3 separate regions of the Mus musculus genome follow, and all the other regions are linked to region 2. A link is a loop called in an ENCODE intact Hi-C map of the cell type or tissue named here. Cell type or tissue: heart. All regions are shown on one strand.

Region 1 (8,000 bases), 510 kb after region 2:
AGTGGTTGTAAAGAAAAAGAGGGGCCACCCTCTCTCCCTCTCCACTTTTGAGTATGTTACCAAACATTTCCCCAGCGATCCTAGAAACACAGAGCACGCCTTGTTGATCATGTTACAGAAGGGAAAATAAATTCCAACACGGTAATGATGCTGGAGGATTAATAACTCAGATTTACTTTGGAAAAGAAACATCCGCTAGGAAACATTCAGATCGTATTACAAGGCCCCTATTGAATAAACCTGACAAACACACAGCTGTAATATTAAATTCAGTAGGTGCTTTGAACAAAACGGGCAGAAACCCTGGCTTTGATATAGCTAAAGCACACCGCTGGGGCTAGCAGAAGTCTGAGTGCTGTCAGTCCGCTTCTCCCAACGTAACCCCCTCCCCCATCACCACCACTACTTGGTCTCCAGAAAGTACCCTCAGAGGCAGCTCTGGAAAGTTGAAGGTAAGAGGCCCTGTTCCACAGTCTCCAGGACTCGGAGCTTTGATGTAACATGAACTCTTCTTCCCCGGGGGCTTCCACAACCCCTTCAGCTTGCCCTGCCAGCTGCCCACCCCCCACCCTCTGCCCCGGCGCTCTACCCCACCCTACACCGCCAGGACTAAGAGCACAAACTGACCTTCGTGATGGAAACTCCTCACAGTGTTGGCTCGGCTGGCGGGACGCTCCGGGTACTCAAGCCCGGTTCCCTGGCTCTGCTCTTCCTCCTCCTCCTCCCCAGACTGGAGCCGGTAAAGATCCCTCATGTAATCCGGAATGACGGCGCTCTTGCTAGGCTGCGGACGGCGGCGCAGCCCAAACATCTGTAGAAGTGTCGCCTCGAAGTCCCGCAGGAGCTCATGGCTCTGCCCTGAGCGGCGTCCTCCCGCGTGGCCCTGAATCTCGGCGACTTTTTTCTTCCCGGTCTCAGGTATCAAACTAGCATGGCTCGCGCCTCCTAGCAGGACTTGGCATAATAAAACGACCATCAGCATTCGGTTACCAGGAATCATGGTGTCTCTGGGGAGGGGGTTGGGGTGGAAGGTTAAAGAATAAATAAACACCGATCAATAGCGAGAAATAGAGATGTCTCTGCATATGCATATAGGGGTAGCAACCGACGGTCAAGATGTAAAACAGGTCCGAAAGATCAAGTTTGTGTTTTCTCCCTCACACCCTACACACACACACACCAGCTGCAGCCATGCACGGCCCGAAAGTAAGAATCGCCCTGTAATTACTTGGTCTAACTTGTTTACACTCAAATAACCCCAAATCAGATAGCCTCCATCCTGTCCCAACGGCTATCTGAGCCATGATCTCAGCGTGGCTTCTTCAAGGATAAACAGTTAACATTGAGGAGGTAAAGGGGGGTGGGGGAGGGAGAATTAAAATGCCATCGCTCTTCACTTCGGACCTTCAGCCTCCCCCCCACCTTCTCCACCCCCCCCCCACCCCCGCCCTTCCTCCGCCCTCCAGCCCAATTTCCACAACTTCCAGCTGGTTAAGAACAGGAGGAGGGGAGAACAGAGCTGTGCCGGCAGGGCTTGGACCGGGCAGCAAGGTCCAGTGACTGGGAAAAGGAGTCAGGGGGCTGCCCCAGTGACTTTGTGATTTATTTCATTGTAGTCGCTGCGTTGAAAATGCTCACTAAAGAGTCTTGTTCCCAGGGAACGGTAGGGGTGATTCCAAAACGAACATGGTTTTGTTTTTTTTGGTTTTTTTTTTTTTTTTTTTATGAGGCAAGGAACTGGCCTTCCCAGGCTAGTGGGACGGGACTGGGAAGGGAGTGGTTAGCCCTCAAGGGACAGCCCCAACCTGAGGACCTTTCATCTATTTGGTCCCTCGCGCTCCCTCTTTCTTGCAACGCAGCGGATCAGAGAAAACAGTGGGAGCGCTTTAAAAGGAGCCCGTACATTTCGAGTGTCTGGCCTTGCAGGGACCAGAAAGAGAACCATAGCGCTGCCTGAGAGTAGGGCGCGGGCACTGAAATGGAAGTCCGACGGGAGGGACAGACAGTGGTCAGGGATGGGAGGACAGAGTGAAATCCCAAGAAGGGGAAAGAAGAGGTGTCTACTCACTGACAGAAAACAAGGCATATAATAACAGTCCATGATTCTTGGGAGCCAATCTTGAACAAACTTGCTGGAAAGGCTCAGAGAAGCTGCGGCAGTGCGTCGCTCCGAATGGCACTACGGAATGGCTCCTAAAATGAATATTTGAATATAATGAGACTCTGGAGCAGACAGGCTCTGTTTTTCTTCCAGCCCCTAGGAGTCACGTGGACCCAGAGGCCCCGCCCCACTCACCGAAGAGCCCGCCCGCCCCTCCTCCATCCTCCCACCCCGGCTGGGTCCAGCCCCTGCGAGCGAGGCCAACCTCCGCGCCCGCAGCTGGAGCCCCAGCCGTCTGGGAGTTGTCCCCGCCTGCTCTGAGGAACTCTCGGCGGGACACCAGCCACTGGCGCGGCTCTCGGTCGTAGTCGCTGCACGCAGGGGACGTGGGGCACGTCTCTACCTGCGGCGCGCAGTGCAATGCATCTGGCCAGGTTCGGGGACGGGTTATCTGAAGCCTGAGGATCAGGGTGCACTTGAAGACGCGTCTCTTTACAGCGCCGACAAAGCTTAAGTGCAGCCGAGAGAGGAACCGAAAAGACAGTTTACCAAAGCCTCACGACAGCGTTCCATGAAAAGGAAAGCGCATAGGGACCCTCCAAGGGCGCGCGCGCGCGCGCGCGCACACACACACACACACACACACACACACACACACACACACACGCAAACACACTCGCACACTCCAGCACTTCCTCCACAGGGTCTCCGAGAGGCCAAATAATGCTTCTAGCGACAGGCAGCCGACCCCTAGCGGATCTAACTTCCAGCCAGAAGACTCTGACCCCGTCGCCAACTCAGTCCGCCGCGGGGGTGTCGGGGTTTGAGCGGTGTGGGAAAGTTAGAAGGAGCGGCTTCTGAAGTACTGTCTAGTAGCCCCGCCAGAGTCCCCGCACCGTGTCTGCCAACCTCAGCGTCCGCTCCAGCCAAGCAGATCCTTCAGAAACCGGTCGGCGGTGCCATTCAAGGCAGAGGGGGTGGGCGGGGGGTGGGGGGTGGACGTCTGAGCTTCTAACTCCGGACAGATTCCAAAACAGGCGTCGCCAAAGAAAGAGCGCATCACATTTTTTTTCAGATCTCAGAGTTGCAAAGGCTTTACAACTCCTACCCGGCACGGAAAGGAGACCCCAAGCGCGATCCCAAGCGTCTACAAACCCGAGAACAGCTTTCGGCCTGCACTCGACCTCTCCCTCTGGCTTGGCTTACTTTTTAAACCACCTCCACCCCCACCGCCACCCCCGCGCGCGCCACTTCCTTCCCCCACCCCTTTCCTCCTTTTGCACCAGCTACAGAATCGCGGCTAAGATTCCTCCAAGAAATTCACCAACACAACTCGGGTGGGGTTGGGGGGGGGGGTGACCTGACTATCCTAAGATGCCTGGCCTGTTCTAACCTCGGAAGCGCAACTCTTGTTCCAACAGGTCTTTGCACGGGGTCCATCCGAGGACCGGAGTCCCAGGACTCCCCCGCTCCAGAGCCCGCTCCACCCCGCCTCTTTGCCTCACTTAGGAACTCGACGTGTCCAGCTGGTTTTCAACCTAACCTCTCCCCCCCCCCCGCACCGGCCCCAGTTTTCGAGGCGGGGGGCACTTTCGGGAAACCTTTGAGAAAGAAGTGTAAAGGATGGAGAGTCACGTCCTTCCTGGCGGCGGTGGCTGCCCAGCGCCATCCCACACTGCTGCCCTGGGTGCAGAGACCGCGGGCGCCCCTGAGCGACAGTCCGCTCTCACCACCATCAGCGCAGCTTTCTGAGACGATTTCTCTATTCCCCGACCAGCGTCGCCGCTGGGAATAACTGGGAAAGCGCTGGAAAGGGCAAAGGGCTTATTGTTGATTTGTTTATTTGCTTTTAAGGGGGAAAGAGATGGCGATATGCTAGCGACTGGCGCACGCGGAGCGAGGGCACCGTGGAACCGCCGACGCTCAGGATCCCCGGACAATCCTGTGCCTTTGGCGGTGTGTGGAGCGCTCTCGACGTTAAAGCCCAGTAAATAGACGAAGGACTTGTTTCAATTTCAACTTCACAAGGATCCCTTTCTAATCACTCCTTTCTTCCCTGATTTTTTTTAATTAAAAAATACAGATCAAAGTAAATTTTCATCTCCTGGTATTTTTTTTTTTCTTAATGGGGTTGATACAGCTCCTGGAGGCAGTTACCCTTCACTTTCTCCCCAGAATCTTCTTCTAAAACCAAAATTTAATAGTAGCCTCGGTTTGCCAAATATGACCCTGCTAGTGATTCAACATCTCACAAAACCTTCAGTTCATAAACCAGGATACTAAAAAAACTATCAACCAAAGCCGTGGCGGGAAACCTTCTGAGTCCCCGGGGCCCAACTCCACTGCGTGTAAGGACCCCGCAATTCCCGAACCCTTTGGAGTATCGCAAGCTCCTCATTAGCCCTGCTGGCATGTCCGCACAGACACAGCATGGCAGAAGACCCGCACAGGTAGCCTTTCGGCATCCTGGCCACGGTCCGTCGAACCTTACACCCCTTCCCAGGGAGGGGAGAGTACCAGAAGGCAGAATGCATGGGTGCCCATGTCTAAGAAAATAGCTCCTGGAGATGGGAGCGAGTTCTGTACCTACAGTTCGCTAGCTCTCAGGGGCTGGGAGGGGGTGCGTTGGGGACAAGATTAGGTGACACCCCGCTCAAGGAAGCCTCTCTATCCCGGGTCGCGCTTTAGAGCAAAGCAGGACTACAGCCTCTTTTGCAAAGCTAGCTCTGGCTAGGTTCTCTCTCCTAATGAAGCAGTCCTCAGTCCCCCACTGGTGTTGAAACTTAGAGTTGACTCCCTCCTCTCCCACTCTTATAGTCTAAGTGGAAGCAAACCCACCAAACCCCACAGTTCTTCCCAATGACCTCTCTTCCAAGGCCTTCTCTCCTTCCCGCCTCTCCTGGCCCGCACCTCCCTAAAGTAGGTTGGATAGACGCAGTAACATATATGGAGGTGCCTTTTAGCCTCCATCATCCCACCTCCAACACTGTTGGAGAAGGAAGGAGGAATAGGCCAACTTTTGCCTCGGTTACAGCCTGAGCCCCATCCCCAGCTTCTACTACGGGTGCACCTCGAATCCTCAGAATAGCGCCCCTCTCCAGGTTGCCCTGCTCACCATTGGTTCCTGCAGAAGCGGGCTCGCCAGCAGCTGCTTCTGGGGACCTCTAGAAAGCTGCAATGAACCTGGTCGAGGGCCAGAGACTGGATCGCTGCAGGCTCCAAGACGGTTTAGACGAGAATCCCATCAGGGACGGAGACCAGATACTCAGGCTGGGTTGCAGCGCAGCGGCGTCTTAGGCTGGGGTCTCTCAGCTCGGATGCCGAACTCACCTAGCTTCCGGGCCAGGCCTCGCGCTCTTGCCTTCCCACCCTCCAGCACCACCCTCTCACATCTACTCCTTCCTTCTCTTTTCCCTCCCTCTCTTTCTTCCCTTCCTCCCCAGTCTTTCCCCCCAGCGGCCCCTCCCTTCTTCCCTCCTCCCTTAATCGCCTCCCCTTCTGGGGATGGGAGCCCCGCCCACATCCTCCCATCCAGCCACGGGGCCTCGCCTCGCCTGGCAAGGCCCGGGTCCGGAAGATTGCACAGCTCCCCAGCCCTCAGTTGCCACCTTGGCTGGGACCGATGCCTCCAGCTCGGGAAGCAGCCGGGGCTCACCTGGGGACCACGTGCAAGAGGTACTAGAAAGCATGCACCAACTAGTCTCTGTACCTTCCAAAAATACCCATGGGAGTCTGGGCTTCCCTGAGTTTAGAATAACTGCTGCCCAAACTGATGATTAAAACACTGAGTAATCACCATTTACCCCGAGTAATTAGAGATAATGAAACACCTCTAAAATCAGGTTATGGAGAAGGGAGCTGTTGGATTGGTTTAAAGGGTGGCCTTCCGTAAACTGTTAAAGGATTCCCAAACGTTGAAACAGGCTGTGAGCAGGGCTGTGTGCCCGAAGGAGATACCTCTTCAACTATTAGGAGGTGACTTTCCCCCCAAAAAAGTTTTTGTGAGATGTTTCTTGTGGACATTTGAGAATTGCACCAACCCCCCTTAAACTGGGTGCCCTCCATCGATCCCCCAGGTCTAACATTTCAAGTGCACAGAGGTAGTTTGCAGGCACTTGGCAGGCAAACAGGCCTAGGCCTTGTAAGACAATTAGAAAATCCTATTTATATCTCTGAAGCCTTCTTAACTGCCAGATGGTTATTTTGTTTGTTTGTTTGTTTGTTTGGGACCTTCCAGGAAGGTAACACAGTGCCTTTTAGGCCATGTAGAGAAAAAAACAAAGTGCCCTTTGGCCCCTTTTTAAAAGAAGGGAGATGAGGAATTGAGTCTTTCATAACAACAGTAAGAACAAGAGTTGGTAATCATGCTAGCTGGGAGGTGGAATGTGGCCGGCTTTTAAACCTTCCCAAACAGGAGCTAATTTCACACCCTGCCTCTGATGGAGCTGGGAAGGAACTATCAGCTTCATCTTTGTTTTTACAAACGAGGATGGGGAAGGTGAGCCAGGCTAAGAGTATTTGCCCAGAGCGCTGAAGGAAATCACAGCCTCTGCTAAAGGGAAAGCTGCAGGGAAGGGGTGAGGCCAGCAGCCCAGAGCTTCAGGTAGCTCTCAAAGGGCTGGAAGATAGCAATTTCCGGTTCTTGGTTTCTGGGGTGGGTGTTATACTCCCTTGTCACCACAAAGCAGTCTTGACCTAGGGCCGCTCATCTGACCTTTGTACTTACACACCTTCAGAATTTAAAAAAAAAAAAACAGGAACGAGTTCCTGTATTCTACTGGCCAGAGACAAAGGGTGAGAAGGAATGTCAGGTTGGAAGGAGTGTTAGAGGCTGAGCACAACATCCTGACCATCCCCAGCCTGGAGCACACTGTATGCCCCTGACTAAGTCCTTTCATTCCAATGGGTACCACCTCTCTCATCCAGAACAGAAAGATCAGCTCAGGTCTCCATGAGCCCTTTCTATTAGAAGACGATTGATTCCCTGCGTCACTGTCACTTTAGTGAAGTCACATTGGAAACATACCTTCTTTCATTTGAAATCGTTTCTAAGTACACCTTCTCTTTTAATCTCCGATTAATCAAGGTATGGCAATAACACCAGACCGAAAAGATGACTGAGAAACGTACCCACAGCTTCTAACACAGCCAAAATTACAATTAATTATTTAAAACAACAACACAAAATTAAAACTCCATTACATTACATTACTCTATTACATTACTCCTGGGGCATCAGGCTCTGTGCTCCCATAGCAGGTTGAAGGACGGATTCAGTGCTCACCAATGCCACTACATCAATCACTGCTGCTCCAATCATTAACACAATGTGTTCCTTAATATTTAAACTCACAAACAGCAGCGATTCGTTGTCCTTAGGGGTGCAGCTTTGCCTTTAATGGATTTGGAGGCACGGAGCGGGGGGAGGGAGAGTGGTGTTTGTTCATTTTTCTTCCTTACCCAAATGTTGTTTGAATAACAGCTATTGTCTCATTTTGCTGAAACCCAGACAATAAAGTGACCTTTGGCCCAACCAGTCTGTGAAACCCAGTCTGAAAGTTTCTAATTAAGCTACCTGACAAACCCTATTTAGAATCTAAAATGGATTTCTAGGTGTTTGATGGGAAAACCCAGCTGTTATCTCTGGGGACAGCTGTACTTCTTTCTTCCCCAATTTAGATGGATACAAACTAGCCAGGTAGAGTGGTGCATGCTTTAGCCCCAGAACTCAAGAGACAGAGGCAGCCAGATGATCTCTAGGTGTTCTGGGCCAGCCTGGTCTACCTAGCGAATTCAGGACAAGCAGGACTATGTAGAGAAAGACCCAACTTTAAAACAAAAAACAAAAAACAAACAAACAAACAAACAAACAAAACCTTACCCATCAGCATCTTTGCTG
Region 2 (8,000 bases):
CCAAGAGTCAAATAATGGAAGAACTGACTTTCCATCTCCCAGCAGCTATCAAGTGCCAACAGTCCTCAGTTGGTGGTGCAACTTTATGCCCACCTTCTCTATCCCTATGCTGCGGTTTTGTCTGGCTTTAAGATGTTCAGGTTGTGTGCATGCTATCAATGAATTCAAATGTGTAAATGCCTGTTGTGTCTGGAAAAAACTGGTTCATTGATGTTATCCATCACACCCGGCTCTTACAGTCTTTCTGTCTCTTCTGTAAAGATCCATAAGCCTGGCAGGAGGGGTGTGAATGTATGTCCCATTAGAGCAGAGCATGTTACCATCCCTTATTTTCTGTACACTGACCAGTGGTGTGTCTCTACATACGTCTCTCCTCAGTACCAGTCTTCCTTTGGTTCACCTGACGTTGGTACGTACAGCTGAAATCAGAGCTACAACTTGGAGACTTACTTCTTACTCCCTTGGTAGCTCCCATTGGTGGATTGTCTCCCACTTATGATAGTTTGACTTGTGATTTATCAATTTTATGCTGGTGAAAACGTGGTTTGTATTTAGTAGGAATTGTGCCTTGAATTTTGAATTTGACACTTTCAAGGCTGGTGATACTCCTTTAAGATTTTGAGCAGTCTCCAATCAAGTGGCCGCTTCTTATCAGTGACATGAGAGTAAACAACCAGTATTTCACAGTGCTCAGTGCTGATAGGCTGCCATGCCCAGCTAGTGAGGCACTAACATTTTGACTTAGGATTTATTTAATTTAGAATGTGTTTATTGGGATGTAATGCTGTTGGGAGTGAAGGAGCCTTTACCCTCTATAGGAGTTACTGAGCTTTCGTTTGCTTTTCTCTTCTTAATTGCTTCTAAGAAAGCAAGTGTTATTGAACCCAAATCCATCTGTTCGATGTTTGAAAGCTAATCTTAGGGATCCAATAGTTGGTGGGGAGGATGCTAGGTTTTTCAAGGACTGGTCCACTAAGAATTAAGAGAAGTGTTAGTGTCCCCCAAAAGCACTGTCCTGGGGAACTCATGTAGAGGAAGGGACTTTTGGAGAGAGGGAAAGAAAGTACAATGGGAGGGGGCTGGAGAGATGGCTCAGTGGTTAAGAGCACTGACTGCTCTCCCAGAAGTCCTGAGTTCAATTCCCAGCAACCACATGGTGGCTCACACCCACAGCAATGGGATCTGATGTCCTCTTCTGTTGTGTCTGAGTACAGTGACGGTGTACTCACATACATAAAATAAATACAATCTTAAAAAAAAAAAGAAAAAGAAAGTACGATGGGATACCAGGTGGAATTCTACACGCAGAACAGGTCTCCATCATTCAAGGAAGATGTCTTTTTCTTTTGGTGGCAATATCACCTTCCTAGGGCTACCTCCTGTCTTCTCTCAAGAAGAATATTAATTCTGTAATATAATTAAAGGTGACCAGACACTCTTGGCTCTGTAAGTCTAAAAGAATATTTATTAGTTAATGTTTTAATCATCCTGGGGGCAACTTTTCTTTAAAATTTAGGATGTTGGGCAAAGGCAAGACAATGACCCTCAGAAGGACAACTCCTAAGAGTGTCCACTGCTGCCACCAGAGTGTTGGTGTAAGAACCATGGTTCCAGAAGTTCTAACCTGGCTAAGTTTAGCCACTGGTTCCAATACATCCATTAAAGGGATGCGCAATGGCAAAGAGTAGAAAGGAGAAATCTAATTAATGTAATACTGCTGGAGAACGACCCAGGGACCACTGAGATCATCTTTGAGATTCTCCCACAAGCTTAGGTTTATATAGAGGAAGAATTTGGAGCAAGTAATTTACTGACTGGGCCATCTTCCTTTGTTTCCTGATGTGGAGAGGGAGACCCCTTATACACAGACCCCCTTTAGAGAAGTATAGTTCTCCTATGACAAGCATGAAACCAGAAGCTGACCCTGTGCCAATAGTTTCTTAAGAGAACTGGACCAAAGTAACGAATACTTTGGCTAACATATTCTGGTCTCCTGCAGCCATGTTTTAGGGTGGCTTGCCGCACGCCTCTTCAGTTTTTTTTCTCACCAGCTTGGTTTCCACTCACCAGTGAAATGGCACTGGTTTCCACGTGGGTGGTTTTGACAAAAGCCTCTGCCAGCATTCACATTTGGATTTTTATGTGAACATGTGTTTTCGTTTGTTTGTACCTAGATGGGCGTTGCTTGCTCACATGGTAGGTACAGGACAAACTTCTAAAGAGTTTCCCAAACTACCTTCCAAAGAGGCTGAACCATGTCCAGCTCTGGTGGCAAAGTGGAAAAGTTCTAATCCTATAGAATCTATGTCATCCTTTCATTGTAATCCTACCCCATCCTTCAGTTCCATAGATATGTGGTGACGCCTCACTGTGCTCTGGAGGAGCAGCTCTGCTCCTCCAAAGCATCTTCCAGATGTGCATAGCTAAAGTTACACTAACTAAAAGTGTAGTATAACTAGCGTTATAATAACTAAAGGTATCATGTAACTAAAGGTATACTCATCTAGTTGTAGATGGTGGTTTTGGGGACCTAAGAGTGTAGAGAATATAGTTATTTCTCATAATTGTATGTTATGCTTAGAAGGGTGTTCAAATCTCTTGCATAGCTAAAATTTAAGAATTGTATTTATTCATGTGTATGTATGTGTATGGGGTCATGTTTGCTATGTATGTATGTGGAGGTTAGAGGCTAAACCGTGGAAGCTCTTTCTCTCTTTCCACTGTAAGGTCTCTGGGGCGGACTCAGGTTTCGAGGTTTGGCTGCAAGCACCTTTATCTACTGAACCATCCTGTTGACCCCTCTGTTGGTTTAAATTAATTAAATTTCCTTATTATTTAAATGCGATTTTTTACATGTACTTGATTGAAAATATATACCAGACATGTGCCTTTAAAATACATTTTAACCAAGCCTATGGCTTTAATTTTTTTTTTTGCAAATGTTTTTGATGAATAGTTTTCAATTATTGGTGAAGTTGAGTTCATCAAGTCTGCCTTTTGGGTCTCATGAGTTTGGAGATGTGTGAGAAACTTTGGCTTGGTTTTGTTCTATATTTTGTTCCAGAAGCTTATCAATTTAGTTTCTAAAATTTTTTTAGCACACAGTCTAAGTTGAATTTTTCATCATGTTGGGAAGTGGGCAAAGTGAGCTCATTTCACGTGGATGGCCCCCTGGCCCAGCATCATTTGCTGAGAAGATGGTCCTCTTTTAGTTTCTGATTCCATGTGTATGGACCAGCGCTCTGTCTTCAGCTCCTGGGGCAGACTCTGCAGTGGGTGCTATGGTATGACACACATACACATTCTGCTTGAAGCAAGTAAGCAGTCCTTAGGGCCAGGTTGAATTTGAACATTTTTCTCCCGTGTGCTGCTGTTTTATTTTGTAAGCAGACCCATTTAAAGGTCCTAAATTTCATTAGGAAAACGTCAAATGTGTTCGACTGTTCACAGATTTAAAAGCAGAACTTGAGGTTCCTGCTCTAGGGCTCTTTGGAATTTAGCAGACACTTGTATGGAAGCAGTGCCTGTCAGTGAGGATCGCATGCCAAAGCTAGCCCATTTTGTCATAAAGAGGAACTATCATGCATTTGCAGTAAGAAGTCCATTCGCTAGATGGATACTTGAGAGGACTTGCTGGGACCTTGCAGGGTTTAGTTATTACACATTCTGGTCCTTTAGTAGAACCAATTTAACTCACAAGCCTGGTTTCCTTTTCCAGCAGACAGCAGAATTTTATGCATTTGTGAATGAGTGACAGTCCTTATATTCTTACTTATGAAGTGCTTTATATGATTATTTTAATTCACCGAATTCTTAAAGCTCTGAGATGCAGGCAATTCCTCTCCCCTTTATAAATTTGAGAACTTCTCTTTAGAGAGGTTGTGCCATTTGCTTACAGCCTCGCAATGTGATGGATCTGGAATTCAGAGGCAGTTGTGTTTGACTCCAGAATCTGATGGTCCCCAGATGACAGGTTAACTTTTTTGACTAGTAAAAATAAAGGGGAAGGGGAAGAGAGCTCTTCCTTCCTTCCTCCCTCCCTCCCTCCCTCCCTCCTTCGCTCCTTTCCTTCCTTCTCACCTTAAAGGGGAGAAGAGAAGAATAACGAGAACCAAGGAAGATGAGACCATGTGATCACGACAAAACGATTAGGGCGGAGTTAAATGACTGGGGACTCAAAGGGGTGAACACCTCTGCCAAAATAGCTCCTGAAGCAGGAAAGGTGGAAAAAAGGAGTCGGGTGAGTGAGTTCCTCTTTTCACCACTAGGTGACACCATTGACGCCTCACCTGCTGTCGGGAGGAGGTGCGTTTAGGAGGAATCTGTAGAGCAACTCCACAGTGGACCCCCGAAGCAGTGAAAACTGATTTCACTTACATAGTCTTACTGAGAAAGGAATCCAAAGGGGCAGGAGGCACCTGCTTCGGTCTTTATGTAAATCATTGCCACGTCTCCCAAATATCTACTCCACGTGATGTCAGGGTAAGGGACTGAGCGGGAGAATCTGGAGCCTGGCTTCTTAGGTTTGTAGTCTGTCACTATTAGGAGTCAAGTCACTGGCCTAAGACTTCTGAACCTCATAGCTTTCTTCTATGTGAACGTGAGGGAGCAGCATCTACCTTAGAGATGTCATATGAGGAAGGTGGGGAGGAAGTGACAGGTATAAAGCCACCTTTGTTATGTTGTTAGGTGAGAGCTCAAAACTTCACAAACAGTAACAGAGAGACTCTCCAGCTCAAAGAATAGGATTTCTTTTGCTTTTGTTGAATGCAAACAATACCCTGTCAGATTATAAGCACATTGCTCCCCCTTTTACTTTAAAGAAAATGCTCTATCTTTGCATATTTTGCTTATTAATCACATACATTATTCATAGCTGACTCCAGAAAAAAGGTTCAAGATGATGAAATTAATTTCCGATGGTGTATCAGCTCCCATCTGAGTTTTTGCGCCTCCCACTTTCCTTCCCCATTGTCTTCCTTGGCCCTCTCCCCTCTCCCCAGGCTAATTCTGCTCTAACTGCCCCAGTCACACTCTAGGAAGTAACCCAGGATGCTCTTGTCTGCTGTCTTCCCAATTCAAACTCAGTGAAATTACTTCCTCTTAGTTTCGCCCCCCGGCCCCCCCCCCATCCTTCAGTCTTGGGCATCAAAAATTGGACATGACTAACTGAAATCGTGCTGAGACAGATGTTCCCATCAGCCCCAGGCACACACACATTTTGTAAGGACTTGTTGGTTGAGGTAAAGCAGCAGGTGATGGCTCTTCTAGCCCCATGAGATAATGAAGAGAACCTTGAGCCATAGGGAGGGCCGAGTGCCGTGGCCTTACTTAAGTCCCTGCCGAAGACAGAGAGTCCTTTGAATTTCACCAAAAAGTCAGATTTTCATTTGCTCAGTTTTATTTTATTTTATTTTATTTTATTTTATTTTATTTTATTTTATTTTATTTTATTTTATTTTATTTTTTGCCCTTCATTTTAAAAACAGCATCACCTGCACCCAGGGAAATTGATTCCTTCTATCCATTTTTACCATCTTTCAACATTATTAGTGTGGCAGAGGCTCTAAAAATGTTCTCATAGGCAAGCTGTTTTCCTCCCATAGCAATGCCCCCCCCCCCACCTCATTTTACAGCCATCAGAACAAAGGCCATGTTCTTCAGCTCTCCTTACAGCTAGGAGCAGCCATGTTTGCATGTGGACGGTAGGGTGGGAGCAGGCACGCGGTCTGTACCTTGAGGGAACCTCTCAAAGAAAACTGTCTTCTCATGTCTCTCCCCATTCCCCTTCCAGGGGCTGGACAGCAGATAGGAAGCCTGGAGATCTTGAGCCATGCTCTAAAGTCTTTCTAGGGCTGACTGTGTAGCAAGTGGGCCAGGCTTTGTGACGAATTATTTAGACTATTGGGTCAGCACTTGTGGCTTTAGCCACTTTCTTACAACAGGAAAGTTTCGATGTTGAAGCACGGGTTCATTTGTTTTATCATTGACAGTTGCATTTCATTCTAGCTAAGTGCAGCTTGGACAATGTTATACTCAAAATAAGCAATCATCTCATGACAACCGGGAACACACAGTAAATATATCTCTACTTCACTAAGGCGGTTAGGCAGGGATTTTCCTTGTTGCAGTTGATATGAGTGACACTGAATTTTTTAGCAGCTGACCTTTTCACCTAGATGTTCTAGGTGGTCTGATGGCAGATGGCACAGAGAGTTAGATGGTAGAAATGGAGAAGAGGTGGCGGGAAGGTGCAGGTGATCTTCGAAGAAACGTTCTTTTTTTTTTTTTCTTTCCATTTTTTATTAGGTATTTAGCTCATTTACATTTCCAATGCTATACCAAAAGTCCCCCATACCCACCCACCCCCACTCCCCTACCCGCCCACTCCCCCTTTTTGGCCCTGGCGTTCCCCTGTTCTGGGGCATATAAAGTTTGTGTGTCCAATGGGCCTCTCTTTCCAGTGATGGCCGACTAGGCCATCTTTTGATACATATGCAGCTAGAGTCAAGAGCTCCGGGGTACTGGTTAGTTCATAATGTTGATCCACCTATAGGGTTGCAGATCCCTTTAGCTCCTTGGGTACTTTCTCTAGCTCCTCCATTGGGAGCCCTGTGATCCATCCATTAGCTGACTGTGGGCATCCACTTCTGTGTTTGCTAGGCCCCGGCATAGTCTCACAAGAGACAGCTACATCTGGGTCCTTTCGATAAAATCTTGCTAGTGTATGCAATGGTGTCAGCGTTTGGATGCTGATTATGGGGTGGATCCCTGGATAAGGCAGTCTCTACATGGTCCACCCTTTAATCTCAGCTCCAAACTTTGTCTCTGTAACTCCTTCCAAGGGTGTTTTGTTCCCACTTCTAAGGAGGGGCATAGTGTCCACACTTCAGTCTTCATTTTTCTTGAGTTTCATGTGTTTAGGAAATTGTATCATATATCTTGGGTATCCTAGGTTTTGGGCTAATATCCACTTATCAGTGAGTACATATTGTGTGAGTTCCTTTGTGAATGTGTTACCTCACTCAGGATGATGCCCTCCAGGTCCATCCATTTGGCTAGGAATTTCATAAATTCATTCTTTTTAATAGCTGAGTAGTACTCCATTGTGTAGATGTACCACATTTTCTGTATCCATTCCTCTGTTGAGGGGCATCTGGGTTCTTTCCAGCTTCTGGCTATTATAAATAAGGCTGCTATGAACATAGTGGAGCATGTGTCCTTCTTACCAGTTGGGGCATCTTCTGGATATATGCCCAGGAGAGGTATTGCTGGATCCTCCGGTAGTACTATGTCCAATTTTCTGAGGAACCGCCAGACGGATTTCCAGAGTGGTTGTACAAGCCTGCAATCCCACCAACAATGGAGGAGTGTTCCTCTTTCTCCACATCCTCGCCAGCATCTGCTGTCACCTGAATTTTTGATCTTAGACATTCTGACTGGTGTGAGGTGGAATCTTAGGGTTGTTTTGATTTGCATTTCCCTGATGATTAAGGATGTTGAACATTTTTTCAGGTGCTTCTCTGCCATTCGGTATTCCTCAGGTGAGAATTCTTTGTTCAGTTCTGAGCCCCATTTTTTAATGGGGTTGTTTGATTTTCTGAAGTCCACCTTCTTGAGTTCTTTATATATGTTGGATATTAGTCCCCTATCTGATTTAGGATAGGTAAAGATCCTTTCCCAATCTGTTGGTGGTCTCTTTGTCTTATTGACGGTGTCTTTTGCCTTGCAGAAACTTTGGAGTTTCATTAGGTCCCATTTGTCAATTCTCGATCTTACAGCACAAGCCATTGCTGTTCTGTTCAGGAATTTTTCCCCTGTGCCCATATCTTCAAGGCTTTTCCCCACTTTCTCCTCTATAAGTTTCAGTGTCTCTGGTTTTATGTGAAGTTCTTTGATCCATTTAGATTTGACCTTAGTACAAGGAGATAAGTATGGATCGATTCGCATTCTTCTACATGATAACAACCAGTTGTGCCAGCACCATTTGTTGAAAATGC
Region 3 (8,000 bases), 110 kb after region 2:
GCTTCCATAATGGCTTTGTTTCCTGGTCCCAGCAATGATCTCACTCAGAATGACCTGAAATGTTGAGGGTATTCATATTCCATACATTGTCTCATGGAAGGAGAGGGCATTTGAAGTGTCTTCTAAGAGGGACAACAGACAGCTCTGCAATTGGCTCTCTGGAAAAGGTGCTTGCTGCACAGACATGAGGACCTGAGTTCACATCCTAGCTCCCCATATAAGAGGCTGGCAGAGTGTGTCTCTGACACAGACAGGCAGATCGCTGGGCTCACTGGCCAGCCAATTGAGTAAGTTGGAGAAATCCAGGTTCAATGAGAGACCTGCCTCTGTAAAACAAGGTGGAGGGAGATTCCCAATGTCAGCCTCTGGCCACCACGCGAGGTCACATGTGCAAGCACTCACACACATGTGTGCATATGCATGCACACACAAAATGCACATGTGCACACACACATACATCCACATGTATACACACATGCATGTAAACAAGCATATGACACATGTATATCCACATGCATACACATGTACATGCATATATGCGTATTCATATACACACATGAATACACGTGCATACACACAGACACAAATGAAAAAGCAACAGTTGCCTGACGCTACTTTCCCTCCCCACATTTGCTGTTTTGCATATTTTGTAATTATTCACTAGTTGTCTCTTTATTTCTTCTAACCATCACAGGGAGGGAAAGTAATCTTTCTGCTTAATCCCATGGTGTGGGGTGACACTCTTATAAGGCAGCAAGCCTCTCTACCATGGTGTAACAGCAGGCCTCATACTCCACACCCCATCTCCATAGGAACCAGGACTTTCCCAGACCAGGGTTGCAGTTTGGGTCCTGAATATTACGACTGGGGAGGGAGTAGAAGAAACTTCCATACTGGTGCCCTGAGGTAGAGAAATCAGAGTATGATTCTACTCCATCGGATCTCAGACAGGACAGAGTTTTCAAAGCAGCACCCAGGAATGCTGCCAATAAAGTCAAAGGGCCACCTGCACAATGGCCCAGAGGAGACAAGTCAGAGTTAGAGTCTGGGTGGAACTGAAGGATGGAAGGTCAGGAGTGATAGAGGAAACTTTTGAACCACTGCAAGAATGAGGTGCAGCACGGAGCCTGTCCTTCATGAATTGGCCACTGACTAATCAAAAGCAACTTGTAAGTGTGGCAAAATGATTAAAATACACTGCTGGGTAGATCCAGTGTACAGCCCACCTGATTGCCTGTGTGGAAAGGAACTTCACAAATGCGTTTGCTTTCTCAGTGCGTTCTGCATTCTAGGAAAGTGCTCTACTGCTGAGCTACAGCCTCAGTCCTCCAAAAGACCTATGAATAAGAGACACATCTAGCTCTACATCTTTAGTTGCCCACCAGTACTGAGCTAGAATCGATGGGAAATGAATGTATGTACGCTACTTTCCCTCCCCACATTTGCTATTTTGCATATTTTGTAACAGTTTGGCCAAGCGGCTCAGACAGCGGCAGCAAGTGGATTTGGCTTCTCTCTGTGGCTGGGTGAAGAACGAGTAAGACAATGGCTGCTGGAAGTTCACAACCAACCCAGGGACAAACCTGGGCCTGTTCCTGATCATCAAAAGCCTAAGAGTCCTTGCTTCACACTCCCTCTGACTCTTCATCTTCATGGGGCAGGGGCCTCGTGTTCTGCTTTACAGTGTGGTTGCTCTCGGCTCCCAGCCTGGGTAGGGCAGTGGTATTTGGTTAGTGTGGACTTTGTTCTAAACTCTTCTGGCTTTGTTTGTGTTGTGGAAACTCTGGCTCGTACTCTGCTTTGATTATTTCACATCCATGAGTTATATCCAGAAATCCAGGGTGCAGGCTCATGGAAAAAAATACCTAAATTGATGACTAATTTGACATCAGAAGTTTTTCAACCAGAAAAAAGTAGTGTACTACAGAGTAAGCGGGGCCACTCCACCCCTGGCCTCCTGCCCTCTGCTTGGAGTGAGACTTTCAAGTGTTCCATTGAGAGAGGCTGGGGAGTCACGGAGAGGAGGCCCAGCTATGGGCCCACACAGCAGACAGCCCTGGGCAGGGCACAGTGCTCACTCAAATTTACTGGGCACCACTTACCAAAGCTATTATGAAATACAGTCATAAGCTAGGCTCCGTGACACGTGCCTGTAAGACAGAGACAGGAGGATCACTGCAAGTTTGAGGGCAGCCTGGTCTATCAGTGAATTAAGGACCAGCCTGGGCTTTGTAGTGAGACTGGCTCAAAAGACCAAAGGGGTCTGGGTGGGGGTGGGGTGGAGGAAGAGAGAGGAAGAAGAATAAAAGGAGAAATGTTTGTTATTTGAAAATGATGGTTTAGGAGTGTGTGTGTGTGTGTGTGTGTGTGTGTCTGTGAGTATGTGTGTGTGTGTATGCGTGTAGTGTGTATGTGTGTGTGTGCATGTGTGTGTGTGTGTGAGTGTATATGTGTGTGTGTGTTTATATATGCATGCGCACTTTTGTATATATGAAGGTGGACAGGTGAGGACACCCTTGGGTGCCAGTGCTTACATCCCAACTTGTTTCAGACAGGATCTCCTGTTGGTTTTCTCTCTTCGTGCCAGGCTAGCTGGCCTGCAAGCTTCCATCTCTGCTTCTCATCCCGTCTCCCCATAGGACTGCGGAGTGTGCCACGGCGCCTACGTTTTGTGAGTGCTGAAAACTTGAACCAGGTCGTCACAGCACATGGCAAGCACCGCATCCACTGCGTGCTCTCTGAAGACCTTTTTCTTTTTTTTTTTTTTTAATTGTCCACATTTTTATTTTTACACCATAAGGAATAATTTCCATCTCACTCTCCCTATTGCTTTGCCAGGACACAGAGAAATGTCTGTGCTCAAAATGAAAGGCTCTTGTCTTCTTGGCTGAATATCAAGATTTTCCCAGATTGTCAACTCCTTAAGAGAGGAAAAGCATAAAAGCCAGCTGCAGAAGGGCAGAAGTGAGCTAACACGATCCAGGTGTTTCTAGTTTTCTCCCCAAAGACAGGAGCGTGTGCGCATGCCCTGTCGATCCTATCTGTGGGGCGCTGCCTGATAGCATCAGCCTGGCGATCATAGTTTCGATAGCAGCTGGCGAGTGGATCCCCAGTGTGTGGCAGCTGTAGCTCTCGGGTCGACACTGGTTGTGCAGGAGCATTCTGAAAGTTCATGACCTTGCATTTATCCTCCTTCCAGCTTGATCCATGCATATAAAAAGGATTTTAAAGTAGTAAACTTGTAAAGACATCTTGGGGTGGCCGTGCAGAGGAAAGGGTCTTCAGTCGCAATTCCACCACTGCCAGCCACGGGTCTACGGCAGTCTTCAACTGTCTGATCCACACAAATAAACCATGCTTCCCTTAATGCGCTAAAATAAAATGAATACATTCTGTTGACACAGATTTATTCACAAAAATCACCTAGGCAGAGGGCTGATACAATGCATTTGATGTTTGAAGGCTTGTTAAATCTGAAGTAACTTTCTAAGTGTATGTAATCTACAGTATTTTACAGTGTATGTGTGTGTATGTGTGCACGTGTGCTAGGTTGTGTGTGTGCATGTGTGTGTGTGGGGGGGTCAGAAGGCAGCTTATGAGAGTTGGTTCTCTCCTCCCACCATGTGGTTCCTGGCGATGGAACTCAGGCTTGGCAGCAGGCATGTCTACCCACTGAGACCTCTTGCCAGTTGTAGACTACATTCTGATAAACAACTACATTGACAGAAAGGAAAACAAACAAAAGAATACTCTCCTAGAATCAACACCAAGCTACCTTCTGAACCTGTCCATACCCATGCTTAGATGACACATTTCAAAGCATTTCTGGGTCCTGCAACCTGGATCAAATCTGCCCTGCCCATCCAGTGCTTTCCTCAAACGGATCATTTCAGTGGCAGCCCTTACCTGAGGCCGCTGTCTATGGATGAATAATGGTGAGCCTGCATCCATGTCTGCTCTTCCACACATCCCCATAGATAGAGACCTACTGTCACTTGGCTTAGTTTCTTCTGTATTATACGATGAAGAGAAGCTGGTAGAGGCTGGTGCTGGATGTTTAGTGTTTGAGGAAGACGTCGAGGGGAAAGAAAATCAAGTCAGAGTAAGAGGACTGGGTTGGAGTCCGTGCTTTGTCACTGGGCTGCTCATCTGAATGAGTCACAGAACTCCAAGCCTTTGTTTTCCCTGTTTCTAAAGAGAGATAGAAGAATGAGCATATGTGGGGATACTACGCTGGTAAGAATTAGTTCTACTTCAGTTGAAAGGGTGATTTTTCATAAATATGGAGTTCAAAGTAAAGAATTTATTAAAACGTATCTATAGAGGTAACCTCAAGGAATTACTAAAAATAATAATAGCTTAAATGGAGTAATCTCAGTTGATTGTCACAGGCACCATTATATAGATTGCAAAACACATTGTTACAAAAATAAACATGGCTTCAGCTTTTAATGGTCTAGGATTTTGTGTGTGTGTGTGGTTACTATTGTTTCTGAACATTTTTTTCCTTTACATTTTTGTATTTGACTGGTTTGATGCTATCCCCGAAGCTTCAAGTATTTAAAACAGTATTATATGAAGTTTAGTTTTATTATGGAAAAGGATACAATTATTTCACATCTGTTGGGTTCATTTTAACTCCAACTCCATCTTTTGTGGGATTCAAACCGAATTGGTAGGGTTGTAATTGTACTCTTTGGGCAGTGTGATTGCATCAAATTGTTTTTCTACTGGATCTTCTGTAATATACTGATACCACTGTGCTACACTCCTGTGTGGTCCCGGATCCCTCATACTCGACCATTCCACTTCTCTCTGTATTGACTGTATCAAATTCACTCCATAAATTTAGCAGTCTAGTCTACTTTGAAATCAGTTTGATCAGGGTTGATTTTTTTAAAAAAAATCTGTCTTTTAGTCTTTTAAATGTGATAGAATCATCACTGGATGGAGTCACACCATAAATGACAGAACTCTTTCCATTGACCAGTTATACAGGGCAATTTAAAGCAGAAAGCAGTTTGACAAGTCTATTAATATAGCTCCATTTTTTTTCCTTGTTAGCAATTCAAGTAGAATTGAGGTCTAGTGTTGAGCTTTAAAGACATTCTTAAGACTCAAGAAGAAAGCTTGATGAAGTGTGCATTGCGGCCTAGCCTCTCAGTTATTCACGCATTTATGGGATGGTAATCCTCAAGGCCTCTCACTGGAAACACTAGGAACAGTTTTATAACTAGGCATTGATATGAGCTACTAGGCAGTGAATTACAGCTCTAATGATAAACTGCAAATGCGAATGCTCCGGGTCTTCAATCGAAATTAACACCACCACTGTTCGTTTCCAAAGCCTGTGATGTCCTAGTTAGTCGATTATACTATTAACCAAGGACTTCTCAGTGCATCAACTTGTAAAAGCAGATGTGTTTGAGAATGGTTTTTGAGCTAGCAAACTCCTCACTGTCTTATCTGAGGACCCGGAGTACAGCTTTTTCATCTTGCTCATTTAAAGTCAAATAAGTTCTCTGAGGTCCAGCATGCTCTAATAGGTGTGTTTGGAAAAGTGTTCACACTTACATTCTTCTACTGTAATTTTCTTCTTCTTCAAGAGTGGCTTAAAATTATGGCTGTGGCCCAGGGGACTACTCCCCATTTTGCTCTCCCTTTCTTTTTCTTTCTGAACTTCTTAAAGTGGTGGCTAAGATGGTTGTAAGAGACAAAGCAGTTGCTTAAATTAGAATTCTGAGAGAAGACGTCTCAAGCAGCTTTACAATTAAGCCTCCATAACACAACGCGTTGTGAGCTAGCTCCTTCTCAGACTACAGAGTTCATGACTCTTCTGTTTAGCCAGACTTGGCTGGGTGGATAGGACATATGGGATCCCAGAATGGCTTGTCCTTAGGCTTGCTGATGACCTTTGTAACAAGGGACTTTGTTGGGAGGTGGCCCCTCTCTCTGCTCTCTTTCTGTCTCTTGTTAGAATTTAGAATTAGGAAGAATCAGAGACTGGTCTGTTTAATTTCGGAAAGCAGCTCAAAAGGTTATAAGGTAGACTTGGGGCTAGGGCTGAAATTGTGGGGATGGGGACTAGGAAGGCAAGAAGGATAAAACAGAGATGCATTGAGAAGGTCTGAGTAAGGATAGTGCAGTCCCCCAAAAGAAATAAAGATAGACACACACATGACAGACAGACACAGGAATATGTATGCACACACATAGTGACTCACGACATAGCACCTCAGTTGCCGACTTTTTTCTCTTAACTCCAGCTCACCAATTGCTCTGCCTCGAATGCATCTTTCTTGAGCTTTTCTATCCCTCACTGCCCAGTGCATTTCGATAGCAACAGAGACGGTTGCTGAATTCCTGCTGTGTATTGTGACAGTATGAGTGATAACATCCCAGTGATCTCCATAAGCTAATGGGAAGACATTTAATATCTAAATGCTTTGACATTAAAATGTAGTGGAAAAAACCCACCAAGGACTAATTTATTCTTTGTTATCAATGCACATTAAAAAAAATATCATATACAACCAAATGCAGAACTTAGAGAATCAGAACTCAGAGGTCTGATGTCAGAATGATGCAATTTTTTAAGAGTTGTATCTTAATAAATGCTTTGTGGAACTAGTCAGTTGTTACCTTCAATATAAAAACACACTGCTTTGTATGGAGTGTATCATGTGCAAACCACAGATATTTGTGTTTAATTCTCATGTATGGGTTGTCATCAAATTACTTTTGGTGATAAATGTTTCATTCTGATAGCCAATAAGTGTGGGAGTCTATTTTATTTGGAGTTAAGGGAAGGAAGGGTGTTTGAGAGTTTTTACATATATAAATACTCTAGTGTCCCTTTGTGTGGTTGCTTCTCTGTAGGATATGGTTGGTAGTAGGTTGTAGTAAAGCAGGTATGGCTATCTCTCATAACTAGGTCTTTCCAAACAATTAGTTATATACAATTTAAAGCATCCAGGTTTGCTCCCATGTCCCTCTTACGCAGTGTATTTGTCTTCTTTTATTAGCTTGCCAGGCTTTCAACAGCATTGTCCCTCCCTTCTCTGGTCCTCCCTTGATTGCTTGGGAACAGCAGATGACTTAGATGAGGGTGGACTTAACTCCACCTGTAAACCAGGTAAATAATTACCGGGGACGTAATATAAGGGATCTACTGGGTGCTAGACATTAGTGTGTGTGGCTATTTTCAATGCACTGGCTTTTCATTGGTCAATATTTTCCACCTTGTCCTCCAACTCCCACCCCATTAGTAAATCACAGACAGAGTTGTTGTTCAAACAATGGAAATAAAGGTTCCTAGGTTAGGATAATTTTCAGGTTGACTCTTTTTTTTTTTTCCCCCTTGGGAATTTTTAACCACAGGGACACACTGAGTTTAATGCTGGAGGCAGCCATTCACTGTAAGGAGACATTGCTTACTTCATTAGCACAGTGGGAGTGCCAGCAAAGGTCCTTGACCTAGAGACCATCTTGCTTTAATAACGCTTTAACACTCGTAAAAGGTCTTTAATGGCTACATGAGACATATTTAAATATTAAAGGCCATTCCTTGCTGTTGATTCACAAACTCCAGTGCATACGGCTCCTTCATTGCTTCCAAAGCTGAGGGAACGTGCCCAGTTTCTCACGGCAGCAGTGAGGGAACCAAGCAAACCTGCAGGCGGGGACGTTTCAGCTCTGCCCTGATGACCTATTTGCCAACCCGAGAACTTCGAATTTCCAAATCTTGTCCACTTTGAGTTCCCTGACTGAGAAAATATTTATCTGTTCAATAAATTTTAATCCTGCTCTGAGAGGTTTAGGAAAATATGGGCACTTATGTCTTCGGGAACCATTTCCCCCTCCAAACATGGCTTTTGGTTAATTTAATTCATCTGCCTGGATGCCCCATTCAAAGCATCACCCTACACAAAGGAGCAGCATGTACTTATATTTAAACTTGGCCGGACCTGTGCCCACTAGTTCATCTGTATATTTATGTC

The links. Peaks named below come from ENCODE experiments on the same cell type or tissue, not always from the same donor. Only the 100,000 strongest peaks of a DNase experiment are listed, where the experiment ranks them.
Region 1: it touches region 2 in a loop (5-fold over the local background); 2 of 42 quality-filtered maps call a loop at or near these places.
Region 3: a loop joins it to region 2, with 2.2 times the contacts of the local background. A loop is called at or near these places in 3 of 42 quality-filtered maps.

Annotation. Positions count from the first base shown.
Region 1 is chr14:46,385,088-46,393,087 of GRCm38, forward strand. It overlaps Bmp4 (bone morphogenetic protein 4), which reads right to left and starts at 5,582. Exons shown (of 4, transcript NM_007554.3): 1 at 5,217-5,582; 2 at 2,069-2,193; 3 at 628-1,007. The coding sequence starts at 1,000. It overlaps Gm15222 (predicted gene 15222), which reads left to right and starts at 2,391. Exons shown (of 1, transcript NR_166856.1): 1 at 2,391-4,195. RefSeq lists promoters at 997-2,613, 2,166-3,164, 3,257-5,214, 5,265-7,896, 5,265-6,671. In heart, a CTCF peak has its summit at 3,821; DNase peaks (open chromatin) are centred at 1,504, 2,294, 3,074, 5,604 and 2 weaker places; H3K4me3 peaks cover 5,908 bases; H3K27ac peaks cover 5,586 bases; H3K27me3 peaks cover 2,641 bases.
Region 2 is chr14:45,874,250-45,882,249 of GRCm38, forward strand. No RefSeq gene overlaps it. Among named protein-coding and RNA genes, the nearest start is that of A530076I17Rik, 210 kb to the left of the region's middle. In heart, a CTCF peak has its summit at 4,268 (motif pointing right); no DNase peak of the experiment used is centred here; H3K4me3 peaks cover 328 bases; H3K27ac peaks cover 327 bases.
Region 3 is chr14:45,981,662-45,989,661 of GRCm38, forward strand. No RefSeq gene overlaps it. Among named protein-coding and RNA genes, the nearest start is that of Gm34499, 240 kb to the right of the region's middle. In heart, no CTCF peak of the experiment used is centred here; no DNase peak of the experiment used is centred here.